Regions from separate parts of the Homo sapiens genome. Here region 1 is linked to region 2. A link is a contact called in ENCODE Hi-C or POLR2A ChIA-PET data. All regions are on one chromosome and are shown on one strand. The core of a region is the stretch at or near the end of the contact, and the rest is flanking DNA. Distances in the headings are between cores, read along the strand shown. Region 1 has its middle 48 kb from the start of MCHR1. Region 2 overlaps MRTFA (myocardin related transcription factor A).

Evidence for each region. A loop is a pair of places that touch in the nucleus more often than their neighbours do. ChIA-PET counts read pairs that join two places held with the same protein, here RNA polymerase II (POLR2A). Pooled maps may share reads with other maps.
Region 1: a loop to region 2 is called in a pooled map, with 2.6 times the contacts of the local background. The contact joins two enhancer-like sites. A Hi-C loop is called at or near these places in 1 of 50 pooled maps. POLR2A ChIA-PET finds 5 or more read pairs at or near these places in 4 of 52 experiments (WTC11, activated naive CD4-positive, alpha-beta T cell, activated naive CD8-positive, alpha-beta T cell and 1 more).

Annotation. Positions count from the first base shown.
Region 1 is chr22:40,725,445-40,728,997 of GRCh38, reverse strand. No RefSeq gene overlaps it. Among named protein-coding and RNA genes, the nearest start is that of MCHR1, 48 kb to the right of the region's middle. RefSeq lists enhancers at 2-51, 122-201, 1-252, 253-977. Within about 2 kb of position 1,602, at least 6 of the 41 ENCODE cell types and tissues checked have a DNase peak (open chromatin) inside an H3K27ac peak, as active enhancers do.
Region 2 is chr22:40,435,157-40,438,622 of GRCh38, reverse strand. It overlaps MRTFA (myocardin related transcription factor A), which reads left to right. Exons shown (of 15, transcript NM_020831.6): 5 at 3,069-3,124. Among named protein-coding and RNA genes, the nearest start is that of SGSM3, 66 kb to the right of the region's middle. RefSeq lists enhancers at 1,593-1,642, 1,713-1,762, 1,883-2,012, 2,273-2,332. Within about 2 kb of position 1,967, at least 22 of the 41 ENCODE cell types and tissues checked have a DNase peak (open chromatin) inside an H3K27ac peak, as active enhancers do.

The DNA of each region.
Region 1 (3,553 bases), core at 353-2,852, 290 kb before region 2:
TGCTAAACCGTCACGGCCATAGATCATGCGCTTGATGCACTGCTTCCTTTCAACCCCCACATCCTCACCACCTGCTTCTTTGATCACCAATAAACAGCTCGGGCTCCCAGCGCTCAGGGCCTTCGCAGCCTCCATACTAGCGTTGGCCTGCGGTCCCACTTTCACTCTTAACTTGTCTTGTCTCATTCCTTTGACTCCCCCGGACTTCGTTGCCCCCACAGCCTGGTGTTGGGTCTGATCACCCCAACAGGGTGGATCACCTGAAGCCAGTCGTTCGAGACCATCCTGGCTAACATGGTGAAACCCCATCTCTACTAAAAATACAAAAATTAGCTGAGTGTGGTGGCAGGCAGCTGTGATCCCAGCTACTCGACTGGCTGAGGCAGGAGAATCGCTTGAACCTGGGAGGAGGAGGTTGCAGTGAGCCGAGATCACACCACTGCACTCCAGCCTGGGCTACAAGAGCGAAACCCTGTTTCAGAAAAAAAACAACAAAAAATCCCACCAAAGTTATGATTATTTGGAAGGCAGCTATGCTCGCTACTGTACCACCAACGCCGCTGGGTTATGGTTGTTACCGAAGTGCTAGGAAGCTACTACATGAATCGACATGCATATGGAAATATCTACAGCCTTTTCTTTAACATGTTTAACTTTTCCCCCATGCCTTTGCCATTACCTTTTTTTCAGAAGGACAGAGGCAGGCTGCACACGGTGGCTCATGTCTGTAATCCTAGCAATTTGGGAGGCCGAGGTGGACAGATCACTTGACCCCAGGAGTTCGAGACCAGACCGGGCAACATAGCAAAACCCCATCTCAAAAAAAAAAAAAAAAATTAGCCAGGCATTGTGGCCCTCCTGTAGTCCCAGCTACTTGGGAGGCCAAAGTGGGAGGATCACCTGAGCCTGGGAGTTCGAGCCTGCAGTGAGCCGTGATCACCTGGGTGACAGAGTGAGACCCTGATTCAAAAAAAAAAAAAAAAAAAAAAAAGGCAGAGGCAGTCCAGGCTTCAGCCAGCCTGTCTCATTTAAATGCCAATTTGGTCATTTCCTAGTTGTGTGACCTTAAGCAAACTACTTAATCTCTCTGAGTCCCCATTTCTTCATCTGTAGAATTTTTGCATTGGTATTAAATGAGACCGTCATGTAAGTGTTTAGAATTGTGTCTGGCATATCATTAGCAATACACATAAGTGGTAGTTTATGCATTCTCTCCTGTTCCTCAGTGATTTCCTGTCCTCATCAGAATGCTACTTCTTCATGGTAATGAGCCAGTTTTGTTCCTGCCTAGATTTTTAAAAAACTCATTATCACTTGTGATTCATTTACCTCATTATGCTTTTAGGCTATTAGAATGGGGAAAATGTCACTCAGAAGAGTATGAACAAACCAAGCCCCATGGAATCTCACTTGATAGCCAGGGCTAATCATCAGAAAAGTCAAAAGATCAGCCATTAGCAAAGTAGAGAGACAAAGAACCCGATTTAACTAATAAGCACTTCAATACCCGTGACTTCTAACTGACTCTCTCTCTCTCTCTCTCTCTCTCTCTCTCGACTTTCCTTTGAAATTTCAAAGGGTATGAATAATTTAATTGATTTTCAAAATAATTGACTTGTTTTTGACAAGCATGTGCATGTTTGCTTGGTTTGTGGTTGAGATGGACCAAAAGAGACAAAAGGATTACTAGGTTTAAGGAGCCCCTGTCTATCCTGTATTTCAAATTTCAAAGACAGTATTTGTTCTTAAAACAGTCACTGCTTCCCTTGCTTTGAAGGAATTTAAGAGTATGTCTTAGCTTACAAATCACTTAGCAGCCAGGCGCGGTGGCTCACGCCTGTAGTCCCAGCACTTTGCGAGGCCGAGGCGGGTGAACCACCTGAGGCCCGGAGTTCAAGACCAGCCTGACAAATATGGAGAAACCCCCCGACCCTACTAAAAATACAAAAAATTAGCTGGGCGTGGTGGCGCATGTTTGTAATCTCAGCTACTCGGGAGGCTGAGGCAGGAGAATCGCTTGAACCTGGGAGGCAGAAGTTGCGGTAAGCCGAGATTGTGCCATTGCACTCCAGCCTGGGCAACAGAGCGAGACTCCATCTCAAAAAAAAAAAAAAAAGAAAAAAGAAAAAATCACTTATCTCTGAACAGCCAGCACACTGGCTTCTTCACTCACAATTATTCCTCATTCAGATCCTAGCAATTTCAGAAAGTGTTGAGTTTATTACTAGTGCTTGGCCTCTAGGGCTCTCCTTCCACACTGCATTAGTAGCTGAACTGTCTGCTTTGTCTACAGGGCCTGCTTATCTTGCGATTGGACCATCTTCTTTTCCTTTCACTTTCACGGTCTCTTTCACACGAGTAGGAAAAAAAATGGAAAGTATATATATAGATACATACATATATATATATAGATACATACATATATATAGATACATACATATATATATATAGATACATACATATATATAGATACATACATATATATAGATAGATACATACATACATATATATATATATATATATATTTTTTTTTTTTTTTTTTTTTTTTTTTTTTTTGAGACAGAGTCTCTGATGCCCAGGCTGGAGTACAGTGGTGTGGTCTCAGCTCACTGCCACCCTGCAACCTCCACCTTCTGGGCTCAAGCTATTCTCCTGACTCAACCTTCCGAGTACCTGAGATTACAGGTGCGTGCCACCATGCCTGGCTAAGTTTTGTATTTTTGGTAGAGACAAGGGTTTCACCGTGTTGGCCAGGCTGGTCTCGAACTCCTGACCTCAGGTGATCTACCCACCTTGGCCTCCCAAAGTGCTGAAATTATAGGCGTGAGCCACTGTGCCCAGCTGGGAAAGTATTTTCTTCCCAAGCCCATATCTTTAACACATTTGCAAAATCAAGCATCCCTAATGGTTTACCTTGGCGTGGCTAGAAGTCTTGATTTATATGATATTAGGTTTCCTAAAAGAGGGAAACTTCCCTGTGGCCCTCACCTAAGGGATTTAGGCGTAATTCATGAAGCAAGTTTACAATAAAAAAAATCCCTACCATTGCATACCAAAAAAAAAAAAAAATGATGGTTACGGTCATACCAATGGCATGTTTAAAACAAGACTTAATTGGCCAGGCGCGGTGGCTCACGCCTGTAATCCCAACACTTTGGGAGGCCGAGGCAGGCGGATTACCTGAGGTGAGGAGTCTGAGACCAGCCTGGCCAACATGGTAAAGCCTCGACTGTACTAAAAATACAAAAATTAGCCAGGCATGGTGGCACACGCCTGTAATCCCAGCTACTCCAGAGGCTGAGGCAGAATTGCTTGAGTCTGGGAGACGGAGGTTGCAGTGAGCCAAGATCACGCCACTGTACTCTAGCCTAGGCGACAGAGCGAGACTCTGTCTCAAAAAAAAATACATAAATAAATAAAAATAAAATAAAAAACAAAGACTTAACTGTTGCACTGTGATACTGTGACATCTGGAGGCCCATATTTAGTGTAACAGGTGAATTACTCATTTCGAAAAAAACATTTTTATGGCTCTGACATTGGTAAATTCTGA
Region 2 (3,466 bases), core at 718-3,217:
AACTGAAACCATGGAAAGCGAAACTGCAGATGAGGGGGACTATGTATGCTGTAGCCATTTCACCTATCACCTGTCCTCCACTAGTGGTGCACCACCCTTTGTACATGAAGATGATGTCCTCAAGATGTTCTGGTGAATTGTTCTTCTAGAAGTTGGGTTTGTGCCTTTGGGTTTGTGCCTTACCCTTTGGGGATAGCCAGTGTGGGTTGTTGAGGCAGCAAGTCAGCCAGGGTTTTAGACAGAGAATCTCTGGCTGTGGTACAGAAACTAGCTGGCCTGTAAGTGAATCAAGCCAGTGATTCAACCAAATTACAGCATTTGGTGACAGCAACACCTGAATATATCGACACATATACCATTTGGTTCAGGGCACTCTCACTGGTGTTTCTTCCTTACAAGGGTTCTGAGAGGTGGGCAGATTCTCACTCTGGAAGAAAATTAGACCCAGAAAGCAGTCAAAACCCATGTCACCCAGCAGTAATTGGTAGCACTCAGTACTAGAACACAGATCCCTTGACTGTCTATCCAGAACTTCTGTGAGGTTTCGAACCCGGTTGAGAACCAGAATTCTGGCTGTTTAGATGAAAGTTTAGAGCTCTGCCGCAGAATCCTCCTGTCCTCCTGTCACTAGTCACCTTGTGTCCGTTTCTTACAGAATACTCACTAATTCATCGAGTGAATAATTATTGAGGGTATACTGTGTGCCTGGTATTCTAGGCACTTGGGGAATGCTGTGAGTGACTAAAAAAATAGACAAAACCCTTGCTGTGCTCTGATGGGGACATGTTGTAAATGTAAACGTGGGAGACTGAGAGTAAACAAGAAAAGTATGTAGTATTCCGCCTTTTTTTTTTTTTTTTGAGACGGAGTCTTGCTCTGTCTCCCAGGCTGGAGTGCAGTGGCACTATCTTGGCGCACTGCAACCTCTGCCTCCTGAGTTCAAGTGATTCTCCTGCCTCAGTCTCCTGAGTAGCTGGGATTACAGGCACCCTCTACCATGCCTGTACAAAAATGTTTGTATTTTTAGTAGAGACGGGGTTTCACCATGTTGGCCAGGCTCGTCTCGAACTCCTTACCTCATGATCTGCCCACCTCGGCTTCCCAAAGTGCTGGGATTGCAGGCGTGAGCCACCATGCCCAGCCAGATACGTAGTATTTATATAAAGACTGTCAAGACAGTGATGAGTGCTGCGGAGAAAAATGAGGCAGAAAAGGAAGCTGGGGTGGGGTGGACAGTGTCCGTTTTCTCTTGATTCTTTGTACTTACTGTCTCATGCATGTGCTAAGCTTTCCAAGAGCCAAGGTTACGTGTGATGCATCACACCCGGGTTCCTGCAGAGCAGGACGTTTGGAGTTGAGCTAGCGTTACACAGTAGAAGCAGGTGCAGGGGGTGTCTATTTACCCACTGAAATGCCCACGACCTGCCCATGTAAGAAGTGGGGAATCCTGGATAGTGCCCAGGTAGGTTGGGGAGGTAACTTGTACTGGTTTTTCTTTGATGTTATTTGTTAAATCTAGAGCTCCCCCTTCTGTTAGAAGATGGGATCTCAGTAGTACTTTTAAGACTGTAGTTTCTTTTTTATCTTAAGATTCACAAAAAATTTTTAAAAATAAATACCACTGGGACAATTGAAGCTTTCTTCTGGGACTGCTGTTGCTGAGGCCCAGCCCCCCGCTGGGGGTGGAGAGGAAGGAGGAAGAAGCACAACGGCCCAGGCAGGATAGGGTCCTATCTATGCTCTCTTGCTACTTTTAGCAGCTCCTTAACCCTGCACTCCTACCGCAGCCAGCAGCCTAGCAAAAGTTATCTCTGCTCGCAGTTTCACAGCTCTTTGGAAATTCTAGGGCAGGAGAAGTGAAACTGACCACAGTCTTATAAATTTCTCTCTTATTGCCTCTGTTCCCTACTTGAAGTGAGTCAGGCCTTTCCCTCTCATCCTCAGAGTGTCTTAAGTTGCTATTTGTCCTTACAGCCAAGTTTTTGACAAAAGGAGTCAGACCTTCCATTCATGGTGCAGCCTTTCTGGAGGCTCTTGGTTTGGTCTTGCCACCTGAGTGTTGTTTGCAGAAGTCGAGACTTGTGGTCTTTGTGTGGTATCCCCAGAATAGAGCTGAGCCCTTCGTCTCAGCTGTCGGTTGTGTGTGTTCCTTCACATACAATTGCCATGGGGTTCTTTTAGTCCTTAGAGATGAAATTCAAGTTAATTTTAGCAGCACTATAAATAACAGGTGCAGTGAAGAAGGAAATAGTGCCGAGTGGACATATATCTTTTTGGTTTTAACTGTCCCATTGAAACAGTTTGGCCACTTTATGATTCCTCGTGAGGTTGAGGAAGTAAGGTTAATTTGGCATGCATCTGTGCCCCTTCCTGTGTGCAGGTGTCCTGAGAATAATGTGAGGCCTAGCAGGCGTTCTTGGAGTCCTAGCTGAAGGGGGATTTGCGGCTGACGGTCCAGTCATGGGCCAGGGTGTTTGTTAAAGTTACATTCCATGGGTGCACTTTATATAGCCCAAGCTTAGGCAGTGACAGTTCCCATTAGGAGTCATATTTTGGTTTCTACCAAAACTGTTTGAATGGGGTAGCTAAACCATAAAGATACATGCTTACTCAGGTGTCATTGCCTTCACTTCAACTGATATTTATAGTACTACTAACAGTAATGTGATTTTTTTTTTTTTTTTTTGGGGGACGGTTTCTCGCTCTGTTGCCCAGGCTAGAGTGCAGTGGCGCAATCTCGGCTTACTGCAAGCTCTGCCTCCCAGGTTCACGCCATTCTCCTGCCTCAGCCTCCCTTGTAGCTGGGACTTCAGGCGCCCACCACCACCACGCCTGGCTAATTTTTTGTATTTTTAGTAGAGACAGGGTTTCACCATGTTAGCCAGGATGGTCTCGATCTCCTGACCTCGTGATCTGCCTGCCTCAGCCTCCCAAAGTGTTGGGATTACAGGCGTGAGCCACCACGCCCAGCCAGTAACATGAATTTAAGATGCCTTCTCCACTGAATATCGTAGCACTAGACATGATGCTTCGCTTGAAGGTAATCTTTACGGTTCTTCTCTCAACAGCTTTGAAAAGTCCAGCCGCATTTCATGAGCAGAGAAGGAGCTTGGAGCGGGCCAGGGTAAGGTACCTTTTTTCCCCCTCAGAACTCCCAAAGAGCATTTTCAGAGCTCATTGCATTGCTGGTTATATTTCCATTTAGAGCTTTCCATAGAACTCTGAGGCCAGAGCCTGCTAGACTCTAGGGCCAGCCCTGGCCTTGTGGTTTTAAATGGAAAGCTCTGCTTCTCCTACTTCATCCCTTCTCTCATTTACCTCCCATGGTGATTATATGGAACATGATTGGAATGAGGTTTCTCTTTTTGTACATTTAAGGATATGGAATGATCACCCGATCCTCCTTGCCTGAATTTTGGAGTGCTTTGGAGACCACTGGTATTTCCCCATCTTTAATTCCACTTAA